3 separate regions of the Mus musculus genome follow, and all the other regions are linked to region 2. A link is a loop called in an ENCODE intact Hi-C map of the cell type or tissue named here. Cell type or tissue: left cerebral cortex. All regions are shown on one strand. Each heading gives the region's core, and the rest is flanking DNA. Links, peaks and the distances in the headings are about the cores only. Region 1 overlaps Slc25a13 (solute carrier family 25 (mitochondrial carrier, adenine nucleotide translocator), member 13). Region 2 overlaps Slc25a13 (solute carrier family 25 (mitochondrial carrier, adenine nucleotide translocator), member 13). Region 3 overlaps Slc25a13 (solute carrier family 25 (mitochondrial carrier, adenine nucleotide translocator), member 13).

Region 1 (10,258 bases), core at 1,097-9,096, 110 kb before region 2:
GGGGTTCCTGTCATAAGTAACTAGGAAAGTAAAAAAAAAAAAACCCAAAAACCAAAAACCAAACAAACAAACAAAACCAACCCACAAAAAAACAAAACAAAACACACACAAAAAAACAAACGCAGCCTTTAGTCACCAATCTTGAAAGAACACGAATAGCCTTCCTTTGAAAACAATTGAAGCCATCAGTCTGCTGTCCACAGAAACACAGCACTATATTTTAATACAACAGAATTTCTGCTGTTTTAAACTAAAGGCATTAAATATATCCATAATTTAATCACCTTCCTTTAATTTGAATTCACATGGTAGATACTTATAGCTACTTAAAAAATTAAGTGGCAAAATGTATATGAAGAATATGTATCTTGATATTTTAATTATGCTCAATTGAGTATACTTAGATTTAAAGTGCTTTCCACAAATGACATGTGCTAAGAATATCTAATTGCACACTGACATTCTAAAATATGTGTTACACGTGTCAAAAATAGATTAATATAAAGTTATTGGGTAACTTTTTTTCACTAAACCCAAATACATTATTTGATTATTTAGGTACAACAAAATTGTTCCTACAAATAAGCTCTAGCCTAGCAAATGTCTACTGACTTGTCACATAGAACGAACACATACAGTTGTGACAGCATTTGAGATGTGAGGATGTTAGAAAACAGGCTTCTGAAGAATTCTTAGGCTCGATGTATTTTTCCATTTACTCATCCTGACTTGATGTCAATGGAAGCATCAAAATAATTCGAAGGTAGGACAAGTGTTTTTACTCTTCACAGAGATCACAGATAGAAAACAGTAACAGCCATCAAGTAACAGTCGATGGCTTCAGTGAATGTATATTGTTCAGAAACAGTCAGGTATTCAAGAGAGACCATCAGCAGCCTCCCAGGCAATCTGATAAATGTGACCAATTGCAAGAGTTCATCCAATGCCATTCACTCCATGCTGGCTCAGGTCCCGTATGAGAAGTCTCCTCACGCGCCCACAATCAGGAAGTTCTAGGTGGAAAACAAAACAAAACCAACCCCTTCGCTTACCTCTTGACATTGGGACACAATATTAAGCTCAATCAAGAATCACAAATCCCACTACGCTTTAAGTAAGGTGACCATTTTGTGCTAGGCCAATTAATAGCTCTCTTCAGCAACATGTATGTGTGTTGCACATGCCTAAAATCCCACTTATTATGTCCTGAATCATAAAATCCAAAATTTGTACACTCAGTTGCTAACTCCACATATGTCAAACTACATTTCGAGGGAAGTCTTTTTTTAAAGAGGTAATTCAAATACTAAAAGGCTATATAGGGTTGGCCCTGCTCTATGACTGGTATCCTCAGAAGGCATTGAGACACAAACACAGTACACTGACTGAGAGGACCCCCATGAGGACACAGAGAGGATTCTGGGCATTCTAGAGAAAATGCATCTGGAAAGACCTCAGCCTTGGCCTCGCAGGGTCCTGATCTGTGGAGAGAATACGTAACCGTTGTGTATGCCACCTGACCTCTGGCACTTTGCTCTGGCAAACCGAGCTTGTGAACACTGGAACCACGGACCTGAACACCCTCAGACACAACGCCATATAGGACTTCCCTCCTTCAGCTGGGGTCGTGAAGAGAGGCAAGAGCAGATCCTTACCACTTATTTGTTCCTGAGATGCTGAACTGGAATGCTCTAGTCTTAACATTTTTAACCACATGGCAAAGGCGAAAAGGGGTCCTTACATTTACACATTTTATCAACATCAAATTTTATATTTTCAGCTTCATGGGGTTTTAATAGGCCCTTAGCAGCCTGGCCAAGAAATCAAAGTGGAATCTATTTGACATTAAAAAGCAATTAAGTTACAGACCTGTCAAACATGTTGACATTCAGGGTCTGCCTGTTACACCGTCTACTGTGACTGCTACCACTAAAATCAGCTCATGCTTAGCAGGTTATTGGTGTCTGAACTACTAGGATCACTGTGGCCCAATCATTCCTCAAATTCCCATATCATAAGAAACCCCTCCTCGGGGTGGAGAGATGGCTCAGGGGATAAGAGTACTGTGCTCTTCCAGAGGACCTGAGTTCAATTCCCAGCAACCACATGGTGGCTTACAACCATCTGTTCTGGGATCCAGTGCTCTCTTCTGCTGGGTCTGAAGAGAGCAACAGTGCACTCACATAAAGTAAATAAATAAATCTTAGAGAAGAAAAAAAAAAAAAAAAAAGAAACCCCCTCCTCTATTTATTAGAAACCCAGAAGATGGCCATATGTTTCAGGTGTCCTGAATCAAATATTTTAACTGCTGAAGAGAAGGGGGAAAAATCCAACAACAAGTTATCTGGTGGGCTGAGTGTCTTGAAAGCTGGACTTCCCTCTACTAAGAGATGTTTCATCATATTTCGGCATTGCAGCCTGAAAACACGAAGACATTACTGTGTTTGGATCAGATCTGTCTATGGATTCTAGGAAACAACTTCTTAGTCGTGTGCACACGACACCAAGTGATTTATTCCTCTGGGTTCCAGAAGCTCCATCACGAAGAGAGGTCAGATGCCAGGGCTGCACAGGGCACCTTCCTAGTTCACAGATGTCATCTTCCTACTGTCTCCTCACATGTCAACGGAAGGACGAAGCTGGGCGCTCTTGACCTTCTCAGATTGGCACTTCCTCCTTCTCATGCCGTCACATTGGGCCTTAAATTGCAGCGTATGAACTGGAGGAGGAGATGGCCACCGAGCCGAGAGCATCCAAAGTCCTCAGCATCATCAGGCATTGTTCGCAGTTTTGCCTTCAGTTCAAATAAGAGTCGTCTAGACAAAGCTCTCAGCAAGGCGTGTGGAGACACATAGGTACTGGAGCTCTGTTCCACATCAAGGCCTAAGCCCCATCCCCATGGAGCCTTCTCGGGTGGCTGTCAACGGAGATCCCTCCTCAGCCTTGAAAAATTTCTCCAACTTTGGATATTGCTATGGTAAGCACCTTTTTTTTGGCTGTTCATCATCTCCTTTTTAAGTCCTCTCTTTTCTGGTTCTTCCGTGGTTTTGTACAAGTAACTATTCAGGAAGACTCTTTTCGACTTAAAACCTGAGTCATCATAAACAAACTATTCCAAGTGTCCCCAGTCATTATCTTCATCCTGTTCTTAGGGCTCTGATGTCATTTTTAGAAATGAAGTCAAATAAAATAAATAGGAACTTTTCAAAGGTTGGTTGACTATTTCTTTGTGAACCCCCTTTTGATAAGGTGATATGTGGTCATGGCTACACCTCCTTCACTTGCTCTTTCTGGAGTTAACACTCCCCATGGGCCACCTATCTGTAAACTAATAAAGTCTGGCACACAGAATAAATACTTCTACTCTCTTTACCAACCCCTCTTAACCAAATATGTAGTTACTGATGCAGATTTCAGGCTATGCAAAATTTTTTCCCTGGAATGTTTCAAATGATAACAACAACAAAAATGTAAAATAAAGAAAAAATCATTAAATTCTAATCAAATTATAAAGATCTAAGCACCAAAAAATAATAAAATTATATACATAGCATTTTCTTGGTTACCTGACCTGTTATATCAGAGCAACATCAAAGAAACTCCACTTAATGACTAAGCTAATGTCATCTGATACTTAGAAGTAGGATAGGTGTAGACTTGTGAAATAAAACTGCTATGAGGGCACATCTCTACAGGAACCCTCGAGAAAAGAAAGATCACAAAAACAGAACTTAAATCTACTTCAGGCTAGCTTCTCGACAGCTCTGACTGACAGCCTGCGTATTCATTATTGAGAAAAATTTCTCCCTGATTTGAAATGGCTGGGTTTGAAATTACAAGAGATTTCAAGTTCAATGATAAAGCATCTGGCTTTGGGTATATTTCATGACCCAAGCGCCTACACTAACACTCAGGCCTACTTCCTTACAGAATTCAGAACTCAAACCAAAACACTCCAGGAGGGTTTGATGGTGTTCTTAGATGATGCAAATGAAGTCTTTCGGAATATCTAGGTAGAGTCACAACTCAAAAGTATCCATAATCAAATCTATCCACTAATTTCTTCTCTCAAGGAATAACTGAGTAGGAGAGCATAGCTAAGCAACATGAGGTCATTACCTAGGTCTGGGGGTGGGGCGCGGGGGCTGAAGAGCTTGAAAGGTCAACTGGAAGGGCCAGGTGCCTAGGGAGAACATGAAGCAAATTCTCAAGGCAATAAATACCACGGAGAGGGGAGACTGACAGCAGACAGCTAAGAGGTGTGGAGAGATGTAAAGTCACTGTGAGAGGGACCAACCGGTCTAGTGGAGAAAATGAAGACAGCATTGAGTTTCCAGAAGTGCCAAATTTCAAGAACCTTGCATGCTATTTTACTATCCCCTCAAGGTAAGCCCTTATTGGTTATTGCTGCTGAGGTGAGTTCCTGCTGCTCGGTGAACAGTGGCAATCTGGAGTAGGAAAGTGACCGTGAGAATCAACAGAAGACAGAAGACGCTGGACCTGCTCGGAAGACTTCTCAGACAGAAGGCAGTGAGGATGCTCCCGAACACTGCTTCTCAACTCTGTTAGTGGCTTACAGGTCACTGCTGTATTGAAGAGAGATTCTTTCTCCGAACCTGGGCTAGCCTCCCAAACTTATCCGATGCAAAGAACACAGTGGAAGAATAGTCCAACAGAAGTTTTACAGCTTCTGTCGAAGATCCTGAAGCAAGGCTCCATTGCAGAATCAAGCTACCAAGGTTTGTAAAGTCCAAGTTACACAGAGAAGCAAACAGTAGGTGTTCTCTGGACGATAGCCCCAGTTATTAGCAGCTGACAGAGAAAACTGGTGCCAGCCATGAAAGCCCACCATCTTACCATCCACTTGAGGCTAGGTGTTAGAAAATGCATCCTCAGTAACCCTTTGCTAACAACACGGAGGTCCTGACTGAGAGCCACCCAGTTGAGCCCAGTCAACACAGAGAACCTAGAGAAATGCTGGTAAAACGTCACTGGGTGAAGCCAGGAAGTTTTCAGTAGATAATCAAATCAAGCCTAGAACCAGAACTGACATGCAGTGTAGGTTAAGATGGAATAAGAACTATATTGAAAAGATCAGGGTTCAGGGTGCAGCTTCGTGGTGGAGCACTTAGCTAGTACATGTGAGAAGCTGGTTCTGATACCCAATATTATGGTTTAAATAAGAAAGATTCCTAGAAAACTTATGTTTCCAAGGCTTCTGGGAAGTGTCCATAGCGTAATAAATTCAATGATAGATTCTTAGTGTGGTAGTGGTACTGGGAGGCAGTTGAGATCAACAGGTTGAGCTGGTTGGGAGTTACCGTGGCTCTGCGTTTTGAAAGTATTATCTGTCTCCAACATTTTGCTTCCTGCCTACCAGGCAGTAACCAACATCCTTTGAACAAGCTTTGCTGCCAAGTCTCTGTTTTGTCACAGGTCTAAAATGGGAGCCAAGTGATGCTGGACTGATGCCCATGAGAGTGTGGGACAGTGAGCCAACAATAAACCATCTGTGTGGGATGTTGCCACTGTGACAAAACCTCCCATCGTCAGTATGGCAGAAAGGATTCGGAATGTCAAGAGCTCTCAAGGTGGCATAGGGCCTCAGGAGCTGCTGCAGTCAGACCCCAGTACACTTCCCTATCTCCCAAGGGAACAGAGCATGATTACATTTAGTCCTATCCAAAAGGCTGACGGGAAACATTTACTGCCATAAAATCTGGTATATGTCACATATACCAGGAGTTCATGAGACAAGGAGGGCTTTCTGATTCTTTTTATTATTTATGATAATTCTTAAAAATGAGTTCTGCAAAGTTTTGAAAATAACACTTTCAGTGTGTAAAAGGACGGTCCAACCATGTGCTTGCTGCTCATCTTGACCTGGAGAACGTGGGGAGCATGTTGTAGGGACAATGGAGAACAATGGTGGACAGGAAGGCACACGGCCAAGAGCAATGAGAAGACACTCATGCCACCAAAACGTCACTGGAGTTTTTCATATTTAACAAGATCACTTTCAGTTCTCGTACTGAGAACTGAACCTAGGTCCTGAGTGTGGCAGGTGAGTGCACTACCACGGGGGCTATTTCCCAATGTTCTTTTTACTTTTTAATTTTGAGACAGAGTCTCACCAAGTTATTCATCCTGGTCTTGAACTCACTCTGTAGGCCAGGTAAGTCTTAGCCCAGCAACTAATTCTCCTTCCTCAAGCAAGAAGCTACAATTACAGGCCTATATCGTCTGGTCTGGCAATGAAAATCACTTTGAAGAGCAGTTTTGACTTAAAAACTGTTTCCTTTATCAAATATTTAATAAGCACCTGATGGCAAGTTGTCATGTATTATCTGAGATCATTGGAATATGTTAATGAGTAGAAGGCTTGTCTATTATGTGGCAAGAGGAGAGACACACAAAATACAGAGAAGTTATGAGAAATACAAACATCAAATAGAAAGATCTCTTGAAAATGACAAGAGCGATGGTGGGAGAGAAGGAGAGAACGAAAAAGGAACAGGAAGAGAGGAAGCACCTACAGTAAGGCAAAAGGAGAGGACACCTGTGGCAGGAAGCATTGACATTTTGAGTTTACCCAGCATTGGATGTAAGTTAACATTATAAGACTCTGAAGGAAATACTGCAGTCTTGGTTAGAAACCTTCTGTTGGTTAATTAGCCACAACACACTGTCCTAACTATAGGAACCTCAATGTAACAAGTCTGTAAATACAAACATGGGGAGGTAATGATCCCATTTTCTGCTCTTTGCTGACAAGCAAGGCCCTGATGGAAAGGCCCTGATGGACAGCATGGGGTGCTCCTGGAGCACTAGTCCTGAGCACAGCATTCAAAAGCAAACGTTTACATTTCTCAGGGATACACTCGGATGTAGCATAGAATAGATAGAAGAAGCCTTACAGCGAAGAGTTACCTAACTCAAGATAATGATAGCCTCAGGGAAGGAGGGAGAGAAGGCCACGAGACAGCTACAGAAGGACCTCCCGTGGCACTTCTGAGTTTGCCATTTTACCATAAAAGAGACTCATACATAGGTTCATATCTTTGTGTTTCCCACCTGTTTTTTCAAAATAAACATGAATATCAACTAAATGTGATGTAAAAATGATGAGTGACACAGGTGTGCCTTAAAGATAGCACCCGGGGTTCTGGAGCCCAGGGAGCCAGCTCAGCTGTTAAAAACACCAGCTACTTTTACCAAGGATGCAGGTTTGATCCCCACCTGGTGGTTTCCTATTCCCAGGGGATTGGACACTTTCTGTTAGGTGCCTCAGGCACCAGGAACACAGCTGTTCCACAGACATACATGCAGATAAAATAAAAACAAATAAAATAACAACAACAAATGTAAACGGTTTCTAGGATATCCCTGAAAGGGTTAAGGGGTTAAGGCACTAACTAGCTGCCAAGCTTGACAGCCAAAGTTTGATGACTGGAAGACATGTGGTGGAAAGAGCGAGAGCCAGTTGCTGTGACCTTCACATGAATGTGCACACACATACACACATACACAGACACACACAGACACACAGACACACACACACACACACACACACACACACACACACACACACACACACACATGCACGCGTAAAAATAAGTATATGCCCAGCATGGTGATATACATATGTAATCTCAGAACTCAAGGACTGAAGCAAGGAGACCTTGAGTTGCCAGTCCAGTTTGGGTTACACAGCCAGACCCTATGTCAAAGAAAGAGCAGCAAAAACAACTAATACACATCTACACAAGCAGATTCAAAAATCACAAACATATGAGAATTACCATCACAGTGAGAATACAGAAGCTGGGTCCAATTGCACAGGGCTATAATCCAAGGTACTCAGTAGGCCAAAGGAGGAGGGAGACAAGTTCAAGATCTGCCTAGACTACAGCCTGAGTTCAAGGTCTGTCTCGGGAACTTAATGAGAACTTGTTTGTAAATTAAAGTTACGGGGGAAAAAAACGAGGTTGTGAGATACAGTTCAGGGCTTGCACACCAAGACGCAAGGCCCTCGGCTTATCCTTCCCTAGAACCACAGAAGAAAAAGAAAGTAGAAATACAAGCAGGAATAGCATGGGCCTGACCTTTGCCAGAGAGAGTAACTAGATTACAGCTCCTACCTTTCCAATCATGCTCTCCTGTCGTCTGCAGATGCACACACAGGCACATCTGTGTGCAGTTACAAGAGTTAAGTGCACATGCAATGTGGAGGCCTGACATAGAAGTCCAGTGCCTTCCTTAGTCTTGTTGTCCCTTTCTTACCAAGGCTGAGTCTTTGGCTAGTTTCAGCTGGTCTGGCTGGCGGCTGGCTTTGGAGAATTCCTGGCTCTGTTTCCAATAAGCTGAGATCACAGGAAATCCACTGCTCCCAGTTGGCTTTTACATGGATGTCTCAGATGACAGCTCTGGTCCTCACACTGGCGTGACCAGTATTTTAGCCACTGAGCCACCTCAATAGCCCTGGCAGTGCTATCTTTACCTGTCATTTTCAGAACAAGTGTTGTCATCTTATCAATGACTTTTCCCATGAATGATGACAAACTCAAGCCATCGCATGCACTCACGTACGTATGCATGCACGTGAGTGCACCACAACAGGGAAATACCCAGACTATAATACCGCAAGTGCAACCACTGCCTTTACAAAAACTATGACAGAATTTATTTTCTACTGACATAGAAATATATAGATAGATAGATATAGATAGATAGATATAGGTATAGAGATAGATAGATAGATAGCCATATATATTTTAAACTAAGAATGAGTCTGTAAAATCAAAGGTGTTGATACAGTTTTTCTGGCGAGTATTAGATTTTCATGTGAGATACTTTCTTAAAAACAATCCTAGGACCGCATTTGGCTTTCCTTACCTGGTATTTAATAAGATCAAAGGAGCAGAAGATCTCAGGCTGCTCACACGCCTCACCTAGACTTTAATCCTTTATTCATCTGGATGCATAGAAGAGACTTCTTTATTTTGGTAGAGCTACAGGAAGAAGGCTCACGGTATACCCAGAGCTGGCAGGTGAATTTTTGGAGTTGCTGGCAGGGCTGTGGTCACATGCCTTTTCCTCTACCAAGTTTACCAATACTATATCCCTTGCAGGTTATCAGCCGCACACACTGTTTTACAGAAGGAGTGGTGACCAACAAGGGAAAGGCTGGAAAGAGAATGTGTATATATGTTGTTCAAGGGGAACCAGGGGGCCCAAGTTTCTCTCAGAATTCTTGCATCAGTGAGTCTAATTTAAAAATCAGAACACCACCACAAAGATTTCTTTCTGATGTAAGAGTTTATAAACTCCACTCTTAGCATCTAGTTGAGTTACAGATTATGGTGAAAATATCACTACCATTCACTGTTGATCTATTTTTTAAAAAATGCTTAGAAAACTAAAGTCAAAAATTTAGGCAGGATTCTATACTAGAACTAATCTCAGTAAGACATTTAAAATTTATTTTTAACTAAAGAAAAGTTTCACCTTTGCCCTTTCATGTGAACCAGCTTTACAAAATGCTATTTTATGAAAATAACAAGGAATAGGATACGTTTTATTGAAATGCTGATGACCGTCTCCCTCCAAATGGCCAACCAGTTCATTCTTCTAAAATGAGTAAATAAATGAGATCAGCCAAGCACTATGGAGCGGTAGGTTACAAGCCAACGATCTTTGCGTATTTTCCCCGTTGGCAAAACCATTGTAAACCAGAGACGGCTTTGTTCAAAGGAATGGACAGCTTTGGTTGACGTGAGGGAAAAGTCAGCCATGTGTGCTAACACTCAGCAATAACGCACGCAGCACACTGAGCTCCAAGGGACTTAAAAGTCAACGCCCAGTGATGCTTGGCTGAGCTAAAGCAAGAAACTGCTCATGTGACACGAGGTCACAGAACCCTTTGTGTTCCTAATCACACAGACCAGCCCATAGAACTCAGGACTTTATTCTGTGATATACACCAGCTCTGAAAGGGAGAGACCTCAAAAAAGGATAGGAGAGATACTGTTATAACATACACACATAGACACATACACTCTCACAGACAGACAGACAGACAGACAGACACACACACACAACACACACACACACACACACACACACACACACACAGAGGCACACAAACATCCATTTTACTCTCTCCTGGGATCTTTGCTCCCTACATGACTGCTTAACTGAACTTAAAACTCTTCTTAAAGCCTTGACTAGTGTGGGGAGGGACGCAAAACCAGAGATG
Region 2 (10,258 bases), core at 1,022-9,021:
AGTTCCTTTCAAACTACATTTCCATAGGAAGTCGTAATTGGTCTGCCATAATCTCCCTACACATTAATGTTACGTCATACTTACGAACCGTATCGTGGCTCTGTTTTTTTACTTACAGACAGAGAAATATTTCGGGGCAGAAGTCATGGTTTAGGCATCGTTACTAGATGCCCAACATCTAAGAGAACCTCAGAGTCAGGTGAGCAGGGTGAGACTGAGTCTCCTTCTCAAAAGCATGCAGTTAAGAATCCAGAAGGGTGCCCTCTTCAGTCTCTAGGTGACTCTCTCCCCATCTGCTCAGCTTCATGGCTCTCTGACCTCCAGGGCAACCACCTCCCCCATGACCCAGACACCTAGTACCAAAGGCTCCTTTGTATCCCTCCCGGGCTGCAGATGAATCCTTCCTTCTGCCTCATTCTTCAGAGAGCTGGCTGGCCTATTTCACATGGAGTTTTTATGAGAGAGAAAAATCAAGTTACATTAACGAACAGGAAACAACAGAGGAGACAGGTTTGCAGACTGGTGACTGTTTGTGCCTACTTAGCAGGCCCCCTCTGCGTCTCAGTCTCCTTTCATCCCTTAGCCACAACCATCATCTATGCTAGACAGTAAACAAGAGAGCCTCCGCACGCTGAGGCGGAGTAGATTTAGGTTGGTCCCACACTCTTCAGGCCTGGTGAGGTCAGCAGACCCTGTGCCAGATGCAGATCCAGATCCTGTCTACAAACTGCTGATTCAGTTTCCTTCACATACCCACCTCCTCCCCCGCATCACCTCAGACTCTAAGCCATTAAAAAAAACCAAAAAACAAAAAACAAACCTCTCTCAAAAGTCACGTAGTCCCCTATTTAGTGCCAAAGATTCTGAGCCGGACTTTGAGGTCACCCACACAGAAACAGCCCAAGCGGCTGTGCAGAGACCCACACCAAATTCCTTCTCTCTCTCTGTGCTTCCTTGTGCCAAATGGAGCCATCTCTCCAGCCCTAAAACAGTAACTTAAGGAAGACATGAAGAGCATCCATTTCCTTGATTTCAATCATTGGGGACCCGTTTCTACCTTACAGTATTCTGTTTTGGCCCTTCTTAGCTAAAAGGAATTTGGAAAAGTGTGTCTGTGTGTCTATGTGTCTGTGTATATGTGTCTGTGTATATGTAAAGTCCAGGCATCCTTAAAAATTGAACCCTCTTTCCTCCTCCGAAAACTTCCTCCTATATTACCTCTTGGGATCTTTGTCTTTCCTGCTTTTGTTCTTGTTTTATTTATTATGTGCACGTCTCTGTGCCTACATGAGTTTATGTGCAGCACACGCCCTCAATGGCCAGAGAACTTCAGAGAGTTACAGGCAGTGTTGTGCTGCCTGATAAACCAGGTGGGAACCGAACCCGGGTCCTCTGAAAAAGCTGTGAGCACACCTAACCCTCCTAAAGACTAAGCCAGCTCTTCAGTCTGTCTTCCCAATATTTGCATCATTTAAATACAAGCACAGGCACATTACTGAGTCAACCTGAAGCAGGCCAGGTGCTGGGCAGTGCACACCGGCCAATGTACTGAATCTCTAGAATTTCTCCTAACTTTTCATTAGGAAAATATTCAAACGCACTAAGTAGACAAATAAAAGTGTAATAAGGCTAATATTGCATTTCCTAACTTTAAATATTTTTCATAATACTACCTATCTCCTCCTCCCCCAAATCAGATTTTAAGGTAAATTCTACTACCATACTGTCATCTATAAATGCTCCAGTGTACCCCTCCAAAAGACGGCACTTCCATCTTGTCTTTTGAGATGGAGTCTCTATCATATAGAACTGAGCGTTCTGGAACTTACTGGCGAGCACTTTCTCTTAGTACAGCCTTCAAAGAGAACTCCAATGTCTTAGCCAGGCATGCTGCAAACCAAGTACTAACATCCCAACCATTCTAACACAGACCACTAAACTTCCCCTTGTTATCTCTACACACCCGGTTCACTTGATTTGCACGAACAGTCTTTTCAATGTATAGAGAATGCCCACATAGTTTGTTTCTATTGTCTTTTAAAAACAGGCCTTTTCTTTTTTTTACTATATTGAGCCACCCCCCCCCAAAAAATGGTTGGAGACCGGAGGAAGACTTTTGTTTTTTTTGTTGCACTAAGTGTTCCCTGTCCAGAATCACAGAGTTGGGAATGTACAAGAAATCAAAGCACTAAGTTCTTAGAGTACCTGGAGAATCGCACGTGTCTGTGAGCATCCAGCGATACCCAACGATGGGGATAATGGCTAAAAAAAAAACAATGGGCTTCTTCTAGCTTAAAAGGGAGGACAGTCCTTTCTGGCACAATAGAGAATTTACCAGGATGCTGGTACAAATCCTGAAACTTCGTAGGAGAAAAGCTACCACTCCGGACCTTCAGAGGCCAGTCCTCAAGGGGTAACGAGTCACCCTTCAGTCCTCCAAGTCCTTTTCAGTTGAACTGCATGACGTGAAAGAAATTCAAATAGAAGCCATATCCCCATCACCAGAAATCACATACATGGTCCCCATATATTTTTTAAAACCAAAAGAATAAAGGATACCTTTCATGACTCCTACATTAAGATACTTTAGGGTATGTTTTTAAATTTTTCAACAATGAAATAAAGAGCTGTTTGAAATAATCTTCTAAAGTTATAGAACACAAACCAAACAAGAAACAAATAGATTCCTTTATACTGACCTTCAAAAATATTGCTTTAAGCTCAGCTGGATCGGCTCTCTTGGTTAAAGCCACCTATAAATACACAGAAAATGTTTATATTATTAGAACAAAGTGGAGAAATCAAGCTAGCAGGAGGGAAAATAAACTTTGGGTTAGAAATTAGTACATTTCTTTCTTTTTTTTTTTTTTTTAACTTAAAGTACCAAACTGTTCCAGTATGTAAACCCATCCCCTGATTCTAAGGTAGACTCCGTGTGGCTTCTAAAATGATAACATTCTGTGTGAGAAACCAGAAACGCTTTAATATCTAGTATTCGATGTATGAAAGGCAGGGGGAAAGTTGAAACAGATTAGTGAACACCTGGCTTTTAAACCACACCCAAGAGTAACTCATACCTTCTCCTGGGAATACTAAATATTAAGTATAACCTGTTTGCCAGTCCTGCATAGGAGCACATTTCTTAAAAGTCAGTGAACTAGTAAATCATATTAAGGGCCCAGGGAGAACTGCTTCCCACAGCTCCACCATGAGCAGCACGTACACCCAGCGACCCAGTCACGCCAAGGAACTCCTCCACCTCTCCCCAGCCTTAATAAATCATAAGTCTCCAAAGGTGTGACTATTATTCTTCACATTCTAGAAACTCAAGGGACCGTGGTTACCTTCCACCAGGAAAACTTGACAGATTAGCTCAGAATAGGTGTTGTGCTTAATTCTCCAGGCCACAAAGTCCAAAAACATCACTGGGGGGAAAAGCAAGACAAACTTGAACACGACTGCCCCAGGCCAACACAAAAGAACCCTTATGCAGAAGCAAACAGTGGGCTTATTCACTGGCCATCACCCAGTCCTGCTGGCAAAAGTGGTCAGAAGACGAAGTTCTCAGCAAGCCCAGTGTCACCCCATGATACAAGCAAGGCGGGGGTCCTGGAACCACCCCAACACTGGAATCATGTCTCTATCCACCAGGAGATTTATGCAAATTGTTGTAAATCCCTTCGGTGTGCTTGCAAAGGCTCTTCTGAGATCTTTAGACAATGGCTTTTCTGTCCTTCAATATGAACCTACCAGAGCTTGTTAGCCCACCACTATCAGGAATATATTTATTAACCAGTCGCTGGAACGGGTGGTAGTCTCTCTGAAAGCTGCTGATTGGTCACCTTGGTTTGCTACCTCTGATAGACTCTTTCCACTTCCGCTGACTATCTGATAGGCTCTTTCCACTTCCGCTGACTATCTGACACTATCAGTGCCTTAAACCCAGAATTGGCTGATGTTCTCTGCTGTTCAATAACGAAGGGAAACTAAGACCGCTAACCAGCCCAGTCATGATTAACGATACTCCTGAGCACTAGCCAACACAGCCATGATTAATGACACTATAGACCTCCAGGTTTTAGAAGAGCAGGCCCTGTTGGTGGAAAGAGGAAGCTAAAATGAACATTCCTAAAAACGGCATCACCAAAGTGCCTCTGTCTCCACTGGCAGAGCGGAGGCCTTTCTTCCACCTTAGTAAAAATCCTACACCCTTTGACAGGCCATTTACTAGGCATAGGAAGAGGGGCTACACATATGTTAGCCTTAAGTTCCTAGGGTTTTTTTCTTTGAAAGGTAAAGAGATTTTTTACAGAATGAGCTATGCTTGCTCTGTGTGAATACATATTCGCACACCTGCTTAGTTCAGTATGCTACACAATTTGTATGAACAATACCAGACACGGCTATTTAGGATGTCCCTCCTTGGCCCAAGTTTCCACCACATCACCTTCTCCTGCTCCCCAAGCACACAAGTCATTCAATGCTCCTAGTCAGAGCTGGACATCTTTGAGAGAAAAAGCAAACTCTTCCCTCACAGGGTCTAGGCACGGAAGAGCACAAAGGGAAAAGGCCATCTGGGGGTGGGGGGTGGGGGCAATGCTTCAAATTTATGCCACCAAGAATGGACCCCACAGTTTACAAAACATGGCCAGGTCCTCACAGCAAGTCTGAAAGTCAGAACACATACTATTTTCCCCATTTTACAGAAGGGAAAATCAAGGCTCAAAACCAGTCATGTACCTCCATTCCCTAAGTCAGAAGAAAAGCTAGATTCCCCCTGGCATTTGAGTTTTCTCCGTCTCAAATCTCCCATTCCCCCCACATTACAGGCTTACAGAAAATATACGGCACAAGAGTGAAAATCAACACTCTATATGAAATTTGACTAGCAAGATGGTATGTACCTGAAATCCCAGAACTGCAGAAACTGAGGCAGAAAGACCCAGAGTTTGAGACTAGGCCAGGTTACTAGTAAGATCCATTCTCAAATCACCCAACCAGTAAAAAGGAAGAGGGTTTTAATATCAAGACTGTCCTTGAACAGAAGGGAGAACTAGGAGAGAGGAAGGGAAGTTGAGGCTCTTAAAGACACTCACCAAAGCCCCTCCCAACGCCTCAAGGCCATCCTAACACACCGGTCCACCCCTAGCTCTCCTAGCCCGTATAACACTACTCTTGCAAACAGCCCCAAAGCTTCAGGAGGAGTAAGGGGATAGTAATCACATGGGGATTTGCCTAAGACTGAGAGCCACTGATACTATATCCCATCTTAGGCACAGAGAACGATGGAGCCAGAAGATGGCTTCCTAGAACTTCCTAACATCTGTCCTCCATCTATCTACTGCCTACTCGGGAAATGATAGGTAGCTATTCGGAATTTCCATTTTGGCTTCCATTCTCAGCCCCGTGTTGTCCTCAGCAGTGGAAGGACAATCACAGTGACGACTGCAGAAAGTTGGAGAGAGAGCTGCGATGTCCTGAAGGTGCACTGAGATAAGAGTCTAGCTGGTGGCAAGAGCAACACGAAAGAAGATGCGTGCTGAGGAAAGCGAGCCAAAGAAACGGAGCTGTGCTTTGTAAGCCAACACAGAGCAGCTGTTCAGTGCTTGCGCTTTACAGCCGAGGAGCCTGGCGTTATTAGACCGAGCTTATTCTTGGGTACAGGAGCTCCATCAAACCTTAGGTAGTTTCCAGATGTACATACACACATGGGTGTGTGCATCTTAGATAATAACATGTAAATATGTACATGTGCTGGTCATTTAATAATTACTTATTTTCTTATTCTTCATCATCTGTACTTAGAAACCAGAGTATAATACAGTCTAGCTTTAAAACAAAAGATGCACTATGGCTTCAATAAATGAAGTAATTGATTTCCAAATCTACGAAGGAAGAGATTCTTTGCAAGTGACTAATGAAATATCACTTGGTATTTAAGTCAACACAATAGAGAGTTTTGTACTCAGTCAGGTAACACGTTGCAGTTGATTCCAAACTAACGAGGAGATGAAGCAAGGGGCTGCATGTCTGTTACCGCCACACACTGGGGAACATCTAATTTGATTTAACTTAGAATGGAAATTTCAGGTATATTCCTAAAGTCCATGATACTAAATGGTAAAATTAGAGAATCATGAAATATGGATTTTACTTTAACAAGATAAATGCCAGTTATAGCCATATGAGGCGGTCATCAACAGCCATCTGAGAAATATACACAAACTAGGTTAAGAAGCTAAAAACCAGTAAGATAATAACCCAACTTTAGTAACTGGCTTTTTTCATAAAGGGAATAAAAATATAACAGGAAGAACCAGAAAGGTGTCTTTTAGAACAAATAAATTCACTCTAACACGAGTTAGAGTTGCCAACTGCAGGGGAAAGATTCCTACGCATGCGAGTAATTTTTTTTTCAGTCAGCTTGCTTACCCTGGAATTAAGCCACAGTACCAGGCTCATTACTTTCACAAATTGCAGCAGCACACATTTGTGCACTCAAAATAGTTGGTAGGTGTGACAGATGGCAGTAGGGACAAATAAGAAATCCAACGTAGCTGGGGACGGAAATCCCAGCCCTAGGGAAGATCCTAGAACCTAGAGTCGGGAAGATCAGGAGTTCCAGAGCCTTCTTGGCATTTAGCCAGTGTGTTTGGGACCATCTTGAGACGGAGGAGACCTTGTCTTAGGAGGGAAAGGCGGCGGGAGAAATAAAATTGGGTCACTCCTCTCTGGAAGCTCTGAAAATGTGAGACCCAGCTGGATCTCCCTGGGGGCTTCCACAGACCATGCCAGTCCCTACAAAGAGCTTAAGGGACTCCTCAACTGACAATTAAAGCGTCTAGGTGATGGGGCTGGAGAGATGGCTCAGCAGCTAAGAGCACTGACTGCTCTTCCAGAAGTCCTGAGTTTGATTCTCAGCAACCACATGGTGGCTCACAGCCATCTGTAATGGAATCCGATGTCCTCCTCTGGTGTGTCTGAAGACAGCTACAGTGTACTCATCTACATAAAATAATTAATCTTTGAGAGAGAGAGAGAGAGAGAGAGAGAGAGAGAGTCTTGATGAGTAAGATGTGAGGTCTACACTGGTGGCTCTCTTCAGGTCCATGCTCTCAAAATACTGAGGTGAGCTGGGCACGTGCGTTCACATGTATATCCCCACATGCAGATGCACAAACATACATGTAATAAAAATATCTGTGAAAAAAATGAAGGGAGCACTCAAAACCAAAAAGAGCTACCTCAGACCTGAGTTCTGAATCTCTGTAGTGGATACATTATAGTTTGAATACAAAATACCTCTGGTAGGCTCATGTGTTTGAAGACTTGAGCCCGGGTAGAGGTGGTGCTGTTTGGGGGCAGAGGTCTAGTTGGAGGAAGTGGTCACTCATAGGGAAGACTCTGAAGGTTATAGCCTGGCCCTGCCTCCTGTCTAGGGTTCGTTTTTTGACAAGGGCAAGCTTCTACCTCCACAGCCAAGAGTCCCTCCTGCTGCCACAGCTTTCCCACCATGGAGTCTATTCCTTTTAACATGAAATAACACAAGTGCTCCCTCCCTTGTGGGCTTAGGATGCTGATTTTGAGGGTGTGTCTGTGTGTGCTTCTGTGTGCTTGTGTGTGTGTGTGTGTGTGTGTATTGAGCTATTATCTGCTACAATCAATTTAAACAAAACCAAATTTTTCATCTTCATGAGACAGAAAGTGCTCCCTCCCTTTAGCTGCTTTAACTGCATAATTTATGATAGTGATAAGAAAAGTAACAAGTATAACATAAAGCTATAAAATGACAAATACAGCATATCTTTAAAAGGTTGCAATGGGTCGTTGGGCAGAGCCCCTCGCTGAAAGCCAGCTGCAGCATCACCATCATCACAGGCCCCCTTCTCTAACTCACTTCCGCATTCTGAGTGAGCCCTGAGCTCACAACACTGGTGGGATTGCTTACCCAAAAATTTCCTGATATAATGACTGTGTATCTTTGATATAAAAACCAGGAAAGGTGACTCATCAAAAGCAGGCCACCATGTGTATGTGTGAAAGTCAGCATACGGTGGTAAGAATAAAGGAGCCAGGAGAACGGGTGACACACAGCCCTTTTCCCTGAGGAACCAAGTGTAAGAGGACCTAAATCCTGAAGCAAAACTGCCCGTGGGTATTGCTTAGCAACTCAGCAGCTGCAGCCCACATTCTCTCTCCATCTTGCTGTATGGCAGAGCACATAGTTAAAATTCCACTTCTCAGAATCCTTTGCAGCTATATGGCCCAGGAACTATCAGTCAGGAGAAATGTGTTCACATTTACAAAGAAAAGATTTGGAGGCTGTGGACCATACCCCTGCTGCTTCTGCGAGCAGACACCTTTGCTGAAAGTGTCCCATTTTCTCCTGTGACACTGTCCTGACCTCCCACATCGTTCATAGCATAACCTCCAAAACCCCCTTCACTTGGCAGCAGACATCCTGGCTGCATAGGAGGCCACTGCTCCCTTGGTGGTCTGGTCTGCTGTGAGGCTCTGGAGTCATTCCTAAGGGCTCAACCTCAAGTCTGTTTCTTTACCCACCCAACAAATTCTATAACCCATTTAATAGCCTTCAATAAATCTCCCTCTGCTGAAACCAGCTAGTGAGGACTCAGTTTTCTGCAAGTCAACCTGGACTGATACAATCAGTTATTGCAAAAGAAAGTTTGGAATCCCTGAAACCACAGTTACCATTGCCTTGAGGGAAGAGAGAGAGAGAAAGAGGCATCTCATCAAATGACAAAATCCATTTTTTACTGAGGTCCCCAAATCAGTCACTCACGCCTTATGTTAAGTTTCCTTAGGTTCTCTTAGTGAGGAGCTGTAATTATACAGGGAGTTACTAAAATATAAATCAGTACACAGACAAAATGCCCTGATAAGCATTCTTCCAACCACACACTTCTGGGCAATCAACCTTCAATGTCCCTATCACTCAAGGACTCACTTCTAAAGCATCCAGGGCCGGAGCAGGACACTTCAGGCATGCTGGCTAGAGACGCTTATTAGAACAACTCAGTAACTTATGACTCTGCTCTGCCACAGACGCCCATTAAACAACCCTAAAACCATCACGATTAAAAATCTGGCATTAAGAAGCAGATTGTAACAGTTAAGCAATCGATGGTGTCTTATGTTCTGGGTTCTGTTATGCCAAAAAGGCTTCAAACACAGCTTGCAGCTCTGTTATTGTCGTTACCCTGAAGCTAGCATGCCAGTAAATGTTCCCAGGAGAGAAAAAAAAAAACTGACAAGAGACACTAAGAATCTTTTCTAAAATACACACTTTTCTATCTATGTGCTCTTGCCTTATAGAAACACCAGGAGCCGCTGCCACTGCCTGGGGTCCATGGACGAAGTTTACAAGAAAATCCAGGGACCCGGCCACACCTAGTGATCTTGATCATATCAGTTATCATTTCGGAGTCTTAAATCTGCACTTACAAAATGATAAGAAAACCTACCTTCTAGCTTTCCTATTGGTACCTGACAGGCAATTAGAATGAAGGAGAAACATCCTCAAACCTTCAACTGTTAATGTTGATGTTGACTCCCATAAACCTGAAGCAGGCTGATCCAGACCTTGACCTTGCTGCCACTAAGATGATTATCTAGGGTGGAGCCTTCCTCCCTAGATCACTCTATTGTTGAGCCACTGTCACTGTTCCACTTCAAGATACTGCTACCTGCTGAGAGGGCCCAGAGCTATTCCAGAGACTACACCCTATCCTGCACATCATCACCTGCAGCTGGTTCTGGGCTCCAAGGATGAATTGGCGGCAATGGACTTTCCCCCCTCTTTTAAAAAGCGTGTCCGCCATTAAACATTTGAACCTTGAGCAGACTAGCATGTCTTGGTTCCATTATTTCTCAACCCGCCTAGGCTCCCTCTTTTCTTTCAGTTCCAAGATGCCTTGCAGGCTCGAACCTGGACATATGAACCGCTGGCTGGCCCCAAAAGTTGACTATCCCCAAATCAAACAAATAGGCTGATAATGAGACTACAGGACACTTCTGCTCCCAAATACAAATGAAAGCTGAGGGGGTCCAGAATACTAGGTGACAAAAGATAACATGATAAGAAGAAAAATGGTTTGCATACAATGCTTTTGGAGGACTGAAAGCATAGCTCCATTGATACACTATGTTGCTATCAGGCACAAAAGGTTGGGCTTTCTGTTCCCAGCACTGCATAGACCAAGCATAGTAGCTCACACCTATAGCCCTAGAACTGAGA
Region 3 (10,258 bases), core at 700-8,699, 81 kb before region 2:
TAGAAGCCATTTTATTTGAAAGGTTGTTGTCAACCAAAGAGGAAAGGCATTTCAAATGGAAGGTGGTGACCCTACAGGGGTCATCATTAATCACCCGGGGTCAAAGACTTTCAAAACTGTAATAGGAGGCAGGGGGCAAGGGGAAGAAGGGAGAGAAAAGATCAAAAGGCCTTTGATGAGGGTTATCTACCTACACAATAGCACCTGTGGAATGGAGCCTCTCTGCAGTTGGAAGCCTCCCAGATTCTAAGGTGAATTAAGCCTCCCAGTTTCTGTTCATTAACTCAGCTCACTTTGGAGACTATAGTCAGCAGATGGCAGAAGAGGTCTAGAGGTCTCTCATGGCTGTCACTTTCATTGTACCTCAGTGGAGCACAAAGCACTATTTTCTTTTCCAAGACTAAGCACTACGAAAGGAGGGAAGAATTGTAGCTGGACAAACAGTAGTGGACCGACAGGAAGCTCCTAGCAACTCCACATTTTAGTTTATGAAAACATACGAATCTGTTCTTTGCAAAAAGCAAGCATAGACAGGAAGTCGGGAGTAAGCATATGTTTCCTCAGGCGAAGACAACAGAATAGAAGGTCTGTGGGATTGTTGGCTCAATGGCACAGGCATTCCTTGCTCCTGTTAACACTGTTTAATGAACCTTCCATGTCAAAGAAGCAGGTGGACAGAGAGACCATCGTGGCTATTGTAATGTGTGAGTCCAACCCTTTCACAGGAACGGAGGAGGCAACTAATTCAGGATGAGGTGCAAGCAAGGCTCCAGTAAACACTGGGTTACCTGCCTGACAGGATTTTCCTGATGCAGTGGTCTTAGCACCATCCTGCTAGGCTCATTCCAAGACCCTCAGTGGGTGCTTGACCTTTGACAGTCCTAACGTTGGCTGTTCCATTCTTCCCTATATGTATATACTCAGGGCAAAATGGAATTTCCAAATATGACACAGCAAGAGGTAAACAACAATAACACTAACAAAACAACCATAACTATGTACAGTAATTAAAGGCATATGAGCATGGCCTCTCTCAAAGTAGGGTAGTGTATTTCCTCACTCTTCGTATAATAGATAATGCAAGCGGACACAATGCCTTGGTGATGGGAGGGAAAGAGGGGAGTGGCTGGGAGATGCAATGCCACCGACCTGAAGAGACTTAGGCAAAACAATGGCTGTATTTTGTAGCAGAACCATGAGCAAGTTCACAGGCTAGTACACTACTCACAATTCGTGAGTTGCTCCTTTCTGGAATTTTCTAGTCTGTATTTTTAGAACATGGCTGACCATGAATAACTGCATCATGGAAAGTGACACTACGGGATTGGAGATCACAGGACATTCCAGGAGACTCAAAACTCTGAAGCAAGCTGTGTCTTGTTCCTAGGGTACCTCTCCCTGGTAGATGGGGAGTGGAATACTTTAACAACACAAACAAGGAGCCTTTCAAAAACTCACTAAAAAAAGTGTATAAAAATAATTTATTATTTTAAGAAATCAAACACAACGGAGCAATATAAATGGCTTTCAGACTATGGGCTGTTTTGATTAGCCATGCCCTAGATGCCTACAGCCTACACCCATTAGCATGAATAATTGAGAATCCGCTGGATTTCCATTTGAACACAGGCTCTCTAATTCATTTCAGGCTCTGAGATGGGAAAGCAAACCCTTGGCTCCCACTCCATCTGCACGAACGTCGCACTGCCCCGCTCGGTGCCACACTAACCTCGGTACAGTCCAAAGAAGCCTTCGTAGCGGAGCACCTTCTTAAAGCAGTCAAAGCTGTTTTTATACATGAGCTCGCCCACAAAAGAGCCGGTTGATCTCTGGTTCTGCATTCGAGTCTTTACAAGATCGATAGGATACACGGCAGTGGCTCCGACAGCTGAAATGAAGGGATACCAGTAGCTCAGCCAGAAGTAAGGTAATTTGAGTGAAAGAAATAGGTGGATAAAAATCAAAGAAAAGACTGAAAACAGAAGGGTTTTTGTTTTGTTTTTTGTTTGTTTGTTTTTCGAGACAGGGTTTCTCTGTATAGCCCTGGCTGTCCTGGAACTCACTCTGTAGACCAGGCTGGCCTTGAACTAAGAAATCCGCCTGCCTCTGCCTCTGCCTCCCGAGTGCTGGGATTAAGGGTGTGTGCCACCACGCCCGGCAGAAGTATTTTTTTATGCATAGATCTACCAAACTACCTTTGCAGACTTTTAATTTTTATTCTAATGTCCTCTGACAAGAGGATATCACTAGAGTTTAAATTAATAGCATATCAAGAATGGCTAACCTCACAGAAGGGAGCAAAAATGATCTCTTGTAAGATGCCGAGCATGCCCACGTTTAGGAAAAGCCCCCTTGGCTCTCGTCCACACCTAACAGATACAGGCAGGTTGATAACTGACTTGGGGAACAACCACGGTCAGCAGAAGGTGGAGAATGAGAGAGAAGACCGAAGGAACAGTGACAGTGACACTTAGCCATGACTGACCTCCAGCAATAGAACCCAGTCCAAACCTGTAGGCTGACTCTGCGAGCTGCAGAAGAAAGGGCCGAGCAGCATCACCCGAGGCCTTCTGCTTCACGCGTGCCATAAGCAGGAAGCAAGCAAGCCGAGAAAAGAACAGAAATGCATACGGTCACTTAAAATATCACTCGCTGGACTCTCAGTCTCATATAAAGCAAATACAAAAAGGAGAACTCGGTGCAAGTCCATCAATTCCTTATTAATAAAAGTGTTTGCTGCTAAGCATGGCTGAAATCATACTGAGACATATAATCACCACGTGAAAAATAACATTATAACCAATTTTCAAGTGTTCAATTCTCAGAACGATCATAAAAATGTCAGTGTAAAAACTTATCAAGGAGACATCATTCTTGATTCATCAAACTGGCTTTTTAATTTGAATTTTTGTCTTTGTTTTAAGTGGTAATACTTGGATTAGTAAGAATTATTAAAATGTTGTTCTCAAACTCACTGTTAAAGCAAATATGAGCTTTTGAAACTATAATGACATACACTTAAGTTGAATTTAAACTCTGATGCTGCGATTCTTACTTAAAGTTACTGGAGAATGACAGTGAAGCACAGGGAAAAAAGGAGTCGGCTCTTTCAAAAGCAGCACTCAGTGCAAAACTTCTGGAGCTACACTAAATGACCAATGAGAGAGGATTAAAATACTGTAGTGGTGAGCACAGAGGCACATCTTCACTCCCAGTGCTTAGGAGGCAGTCAGATCTCTGCGATCTGGGCCAGCTTGATTTACATAGCAAAGCCAAGCAAACCAGAACTACAGACTCAAAATTAAATAATAGAATACCATCACTCTTAAAAACGAAAGTACATCATTTAAAATGGTATCCTTAAAGATCAGATGTTGGTAAAGAAAAACGTTCACAAAACTCTTCCTTTTTTTTCTTAAATTTTTTTTTTAAGATATTTTCTTCATTTACATTTCAAATGCTATCCCGAAAGTCCCTCATCCCCCACCCCACCCCCACCCTGCTCTTCTTTTATAAAGAAAATGTGAGGAGTGGGAAAGATGGTTCAGTACTTAAGAGAACAGGCTGCTCTTCCTGGGAATCCAGGTTCAATTCCTGGCACCCACACACATGGCTGCTCACAACCTTGTGTAACTCCAGTCTTTGGGATCTGATGCTTACAGGCATGCGTGTGTTACACCCATGGACATACAAAGAAGGCAATACATTTTAAAAAGGAAAGAAAACGAGCTAAAGGCGCATGACAGGTGGGTAGGTGTTTGTTATATTCCTTTTGTATTTATTAAGTGTTTGAAATATTTCATGGCATTTTCTTTACGTGTGTGAGTGCTTTGCCTGTTGTATATATATATATATACCACATGTGTATCCAGTGCCCATGAGGGTGCAGTATCTCCAAAGCAGGAGTTAAAGATGGTTGTGAGCCACCAAGTGGGTGCTGGGAACTAAACCCAAGTTCTCTATAAGAGCAACAAGTGTTTTCTTTACAGTTGAGCCCTTCATGGTATTAAAAAAAAATTAAGAGAGTAGAATATGAAGGCTTTTGTTGATGGTGTTAAAATTGTTTGTGGATATATATGTATATATACATATATATGTACTATATATACATACATATATATATATATGTATGTGTATATGTAGATATGTATATATACACATATGAAACTAGTATGATATTTTGGCATCTCTATCACCCAGTGACACTCAAAATGTTTATGATGGTCATACTGAATAGATGAATTATAGTTGATAGAATTTTCCTTTTTTTTTTTTTTTGGCCATCTTCCTAAAATTCATATTTCAAGGCAACCAGATAGTTTGTTGTTGCTTTTCTGACCTGTTATCACTAGTATTACTGAGGCCAAACTACTTTTAAATATTGTACTACCCTGTCTGTGTAAATAAAATATTAACTTTGTCACACAGAGTTGTCGAGTGAGAGTGACATTCAGTCAGCACCTAATAACACCTGTTGAATGAATAAATGCATTTAATAAAACTTGTTTTCAGAAGGCTCGATAATTAACATCAGTGAACAATGAAAACAATCACCAACCTCAGCTACCAACCCACTGAATTTTAACTGCTGTCAGGGCAACACAATTCCAATACAATGAGATCATTTGAAATCTTCAGTCATTTAACTGAAAACAGCTTTACAGAGAAATATGCATGTCTAAGAAGGGAAAACATTTCTTCCACAAATTCCATGCGTTGTCTCCAATTCCACCCCTGTAGTCTACCTTCATGGTGACAGATGCATTCAAAGAAAGCACACTATTTTATTTACATGCATGAGAACATGCCATACTAAAGATGCTCTGGCCTCAAAATAATGAATGAGAGTATTTTGAAGATGTTAAAGGAAGGAACCTGCCATTATTGCTAATTCTTCCTGGAAAGGACAAATATGTTCTTAAAATGACACGAAGGGTAAAAGCGTCCATCTGCATGGCTCCCCACAGGCTGTAGGGTGCTAGGATATGCAAAATGCTCATGCGTAGAGCACCTGACTTGCTTGATCTTCCAGGTGCAGTGGGGGTCATGTATTAAAAAAAAAAATCACCCTAGATTTCAGGTAGGTTTGCCATAAATTGCTCTAAACCTCTGAACACCGGCCAATCACTTCCTACTGTAAATCTCTTCAAATTCCTCCAACCCTTTCGAGGCCAGTACCAGCAAGCACCCATTATAAGCCCCCTCAAAGCTGCAGAGGGCACACAGGGAAATGAAGAGGTGCTGCTGCCAGTGGGGAGAGCAGGGGAGATCTGAAACAGTCCCTCTACTTTCCTTAATCCCCAAATTTCTACAATAGCTGGTGGCATGCAGACGAAGAGATAATTACCTCAGACACAGTGTCTGAAATCAAAGGGAGGAGAGAGCAAGGCTGCTTCCTCCTCTGCCCAGGATTACACAGTTCGTTCTCCTGCACCAGGGGGAATGGCTTCCTCTTTTAACCACAGCCAGCTGGTTTCCCAGAGGTGCCTAGTTAGGATTTACCGAGCACACACCCACTCCTTCCATTTCCATGCCGCACACAACTCGCTGCTGCCCTTGGGTGGGAAGGAGCTAAAGTGGTGGTGGTGGTGTGTGTGGGGGTCCTGGCTCCAGGCCTGACAGTCCTAAAAATGCAGCCAGCGTCAACCCATTGTGGTCAAACTGGCGTCGCTGTTCAGACCCAGAGCTCCAAGCCAAAAACAGTTAAGTCTCACAAGATTCGAAGATGGCTTTGCCTTAAAGGAAGTCCTTTTCTTAAAAAAGAAAAAAGAAAAAAAAAAAAAAGACATTCTGTCTGTTCATGGATTTATTTTACAAGCACCATGCAGGCATAGCCCATGCAATGAAGGCATGCTCTCTCAGGCCCAGCTACAGAGCAAGGAGGTCCTGTGTCTTAAGTTTCTGACTCCCACAACTTTGAGACATGGGCTTCTGTTAACCATAAAATAAAACCTAGCATTCCTAACATTGTTTCCACATAGCTTATGAATCCTTTCACAGAGAAAATAGGTCTAAAAGCCTCTGAACTATGACTCCAGACTAAACAAAATTATCTCATTTCGATACTCAGAAAAAAAACGGAAGGCATGGCTGTTAGACAACGCTCTGACAGTACCCCACTGAGGTGCAACGTTATCGTTCATTTAGCAATGCCAGATGCTGCTGGGGACAGTCACAAGAGCAAGTGCTTCATGCCCATATCCCTCAGTACCAGATGTGAGGAAGAAAAGAACTACTTGTTTTTGGAGTGTTGGGATTTCCATTGTTGGGGCCACAGCCCCGTCTTTCTAAGAAACACATGCTCGTATCTGTTCACCAGAAGGTTGCTCAACAACTCCCCTTTCAGCCTCCTCAAAATGCCTGAATTTGGGGACCAGAATTGGAAAAACAGTTAAGTCAGAAACCAATGCTGGGAATCCAATGGACGTGCTAGCGGCCTGGGTATCTCTGGAAAGCACCAGGAGAGAAGTCACTCCCACCACTCACCTGCCTCTGGGCCTCGGCCAAGTTGAAGGGTAACATTCCTTCCTCTAGAGGGGCGATCCGCTCAATGTCTGCTAAGGTCATGCGCCTGCACGGAAAGCAAACAATGATGAAGTCCCAGATTTCTTAAATTTACATTATGGAATTCTAGAACTTTCCTTTTATCACTTCCCATATTTCAGTGTGGGCCTTCATTATTTGGTTTCTGTCTTTCTTGCTGAAATCTCCCTACACCTAGCTCCTAACCTTATTTTATTAAACTAACTTTAAAAAAAAAAAAAGCAACTTACCCCCTCGGCTCATATAAATCTGCTAACTGAAACAAGATGTCAACTTCCATGGGTGTAACCTGACCAAACTTCTGGGCTGCCAAAGCGAACTCCTCTGTATGGAAAAGAGAGAGAGAGAGATTCAGAAAGATCGACGCTAAATTCGGTGTTCAGCCAAAGCGCTGGAGGAGTGCACATCACCACAGTTATCATGAAGTCATCCCAGCTCTTTCTCCCACTTGTTCAAAGGATGCAGAACTCCATTCCAACCACCACTGGGAGTAAAGCCATGTGAATGCTCTAACAAATGACACCGGACGGGATTCAAACTACACTGACATTTCAGATACCCAAGTTATTTTTCTAGGTTTTTTTTTTTTTTTTTGTGAATCCTATTGAAATGCTGATAATTTCTTCTTCAAGTTCATGGATCATATTATGCTATCATCAATACAGGTTTGTGGGACCCACATGTGTTTTTGAGGTCCACTGACCGTTTAGCTTAAGTTCTTGTAAAAAACAAAAAGATTCAACAAATCCTATATCTTCACTTCATTCAAAGGCTGTTTTCTGTTTTTCAAAAACTGAGTGTACATTGCTTTGTTTGCTTTAGTTTGTCTGATCAAGGTCTGGAGGACACACATCACCAATTTTACCAGTATGAATGGGATAGCAAATTCTACTATAAACTCCAGACTGCCTTCTTCACTCCCTGTCCCCTGCTCCCTAAGACACTTGAAACAAACATTTTGTTATGCTCACTCACCCTTAGTCACCTCCACGTCTTTCCTGTTGCCAGCCAGAGTACTGTAGATCTTCCTAATGAGTTCCATGTTGTTAAGGAGCGAATTAAATCCATTAAAATAGGAGAAGCTAACTTGATGGGACCTAGTGCCTCCAGCAGCCTTGCCAAGTTGAAAACAAGAGAGAGATGAAAAAAAAAAAGATAGAAAGGGCAAGAGGTTACAAAAGTACATATATTAATCACTGTTTTGGAACTAAAGGGGAATGAATATACAAAAAAAAATCACAATATTTTTCTTTCACTTTAGAAAAAAAAAAAAAGCTAGAAGTGAATTTTAAAAGTGACTGCAGATAATCATGACCAGGACTTATACAAGCCCTGGAAAACTAAATAAATACATGTGTAGGATTATAACAGGACCAGTAGTCATTTACAGAGTTCAAATTTCAGTTGGAAATGTTTTATAAGTTGGTTTATTTCATCTAATGAGCAAATCTTAAGGCCTTAAACATAGAAATGATAGCACCCACTTGTTCATGCATGCAAAACTGCATTATGTTGGTGCAGACATACTCTGAGAAGCAGCTAACGCATCCTTAATATCAAAAGTTGTCTTAATACTTAAACCAGCAATAAATAATCACTTAAGTCCCGAGACTTTACATTGGTGGACTAGCTAAAAGAACACGTGTGCTCTGGTAATATTTGAAGATGCCATGTGCCTATGGGGGTCGAAACTGATCGAAGTTCTAATAATCAGAATTTTTAAACATCTTTCTTCTCTGTGAATGGAACTTCAGTTTGGGATTTCTAATTCTATCCGTCCCTAACAAGGCAAAATATTTTTATTAGGAAAGCGCTTTTTTAAAACAGCCACATAAATCTTCCCTTAGTAATCATTCAAAAGAGCTGACATGAGAGGTCACCTGGGAGGGGCGGTGCGGGGGGTGGAGGGGATTGACATGGAGCCAGAATGGGAAGGGCCATGTATTGGAAATGGAGCACCAGGAAACGGAGAGACTTGAAAGGTCAGCACTGTGGGGAACCCAGATGGCTGTGAACGCACTCACAGTCCAGCAAAGGGAGAGTTTCCAGAGATGTGGCTCCCAAAGCGCAGGAATCAGCTAGAAGCTTTAACATTTAGATACTGAGATGTAGCTGCCCATCGGTAGTGAAGCGAGACCTACAGGAAACCTGGATTCCATCTGTAATGATCTTCCCTGGTGGTCTAGATTGTCCGTGGCCAAAGCCTGGAACCACTACCGAGCATGCTTCATGACACCTCTGAGTTCCAAGAGGCAGTAAGGACATCAGCTGGACATCCTTTGGGATGGGATAACTATGACACACAATGGCAGGGATCTGCCTATCACAAGTACTACTGCAACCCCAACAGACACCAAGTGACAATGAGAAATGTAAGCTTTAGACCTTCGGATCTATCTGTGACTCCAACCAGACAGCCAAGTGTGCATGTCTGCAGAGGTGCCTGCCTGTGTGTTTCTTTTTCCTTAAATTAGAAACACAAAATCAGCAAGTTGACATATCTTAAAAAATAAGGCAAAATGAAGATGAAGTCATAAATTATTTTTGTTGTTCCTCTTTCTTTGTAATTAGTTACTAACAGATGGACCCCATGTATTTATGAATTCTACCTATGCAAATGGAACCAAACAGAATTTTGCAAAGATTTTGGGCGGGGATTACATCTGCACTGAATATGCACAGATGTCTTCTGTTGGCATTATTCCCTGACCAGCACAGCAAAACAAAGACTTAAAAATACTGCACTAGATATTACGAATAATCTAGCCATGATTTAAAGTAAGAGAAAATTCATGCACATTATATCCAAAGAGATGTCACTGTGAAGAAATGATCTGAGGGCCTGCAGACTTTAGCATTTGATAGGACCCCGGTACAAGCCTCCAGGGACAGTAAGAAACCACTGAACACATCCCTGAAACACACAATGCAGACAATCAATGAACCTACCCACTAAAATGAACCAAGATATATTTTGGTTTGCAAGGGTGATAATATACATGATCACGTTAGGGTGTTAAACAAGGACTGCTCTTTATTATTCCCGTTAACTTGGCACAAATTAGGGAGAATAAACTACTTCATTAGGACAATGCACAACTTACAGCTACTAGACATTCCTCAACAAAAGGCGTCAGGACATGGGGACGGATGGTGACCATGATGTCCCGGAAGTCAATGGCTGAGACTTTGCCTGTCTTGGCATTGTCTCGTTGCACAAAGGCTTGCTTCGCGTGCTCCAACTGTATTTCCTACGGTTAGAAAAGGTAAGACAGTTAATTTATGTCTCTTTCTTACTGCAAATGACTGCTCATTTTTAAATCAAACAAAAGAAATAGGCCTACATCGTGATTTCACAGGCCCCACCTGCCTGTTTAAATGCGTCCCCCTAAACTACATTTTCCTTTGAAAGAAAAGAACATTTTTCAGAGCAGTGAATATAAAGTTAATAAAGTACCCTGCATTTTAAAGCTTACACTCAGCAGGAACAGAGCCAGGCATGGTGGCACAGGTCTGTGATCTCAGCCCTTGGGAGGAGGGGTGGGGAGATCAAGTTGAGAGATTGTCACAGACACATTGTGACTCTGATGTCAACCTGGGCTATATGAGAAAGCTCTGTGTCTAAGTTACTGTTCTAATGCTATGAAGAGGCACCAAGGCAACTCTTATTTAAAAAAAAAAAAAAAGCATTTAATTAGAGGCTTGTTTCCAGCTT

The links. A loop is a pair of places that touch in the nucleus more often than their neighbours do. Peaks named below come from ENCODE experiments on the same cell type or tissue, not always from the same donor. Only the 100,000 strongest peaks of a DNase experiment are listed, where the experiment ranks them.
Region 1: it touches region 2 in a loop (2.2-fold over the local background); 2 of 42 quality-filtered maps call a loop at or near these places.
Region 3: a loop joins it to region 2, with 2.4 times the contacts of the local background. A loop is called at or near these places in 2 of 42 quality-filtered maps.

What each region holds. Positions count from the first base shown.
Region 1 is chr6:6,082,869-6,093,126 of GRCm38, forward strand. All of the region lies in intron 13 of Slc25a13 (solute carrier family 25 (mitochondrial carrier, adenine nucleotide translocator), member 13), which reads right to left. Among named protein-coding and RNA genes, the nearest start is that of 1700019G24Rik, 110 kb to the left of the region's middle. In left cerebral cortex, for the core only: no CTCF peak of the experiment used is centred there; a DNase peak (open chromatin) is centred at 5,463.
Region 2 is chr6:6,188,565-6,198,822 of GRCm38, forward strand. It overlaps Slc25a13 (solute carrier family 25 (mitochondrial carrier, adenine nucleotide translocator), member 13), which reads right to left. Exons shown (of 18, transcript NM_001177572.1): 2 at 2,700-2,753. Among named protein-coding and RNA genes, the nearest start is that of Slc25a13, 23 kb to the right of the region's middle. In left cerebral cortex, for the core only: no CTCF peak of the experiment used is centred there; DNase peaks (open chromatin) are centred at 3,559, 5,552, 6,459 and 8,114; H3K27ac peaks cover 510 bases.
Region 3 is chr6:6,107,452-6,117,709 of GRCm38, forward strand. It overlaps Slc25a13 (solute carrier family 25 (mitochondrial carrier, adenine nucleotide translocator), member 13), which reads right to left. Exons shown (of 18, transcript NM_001177572.1): 6 at 9,648-9,794; 7 at 7,519-7,657; 8 at 6,774-6,867; 9 at 6,487-6,571; 10 at 2,486-2,570; 11 at 1,730-1,888. Among named protein-coding and RNA genes, the nearest start is that of Slc25a13, 100 kb to the right of the region's middle. In left cerebral cortex, for the core only: no CTCF peak of the experiment used is centred there; a DNase peak (open chromatin) is centred at 5,519.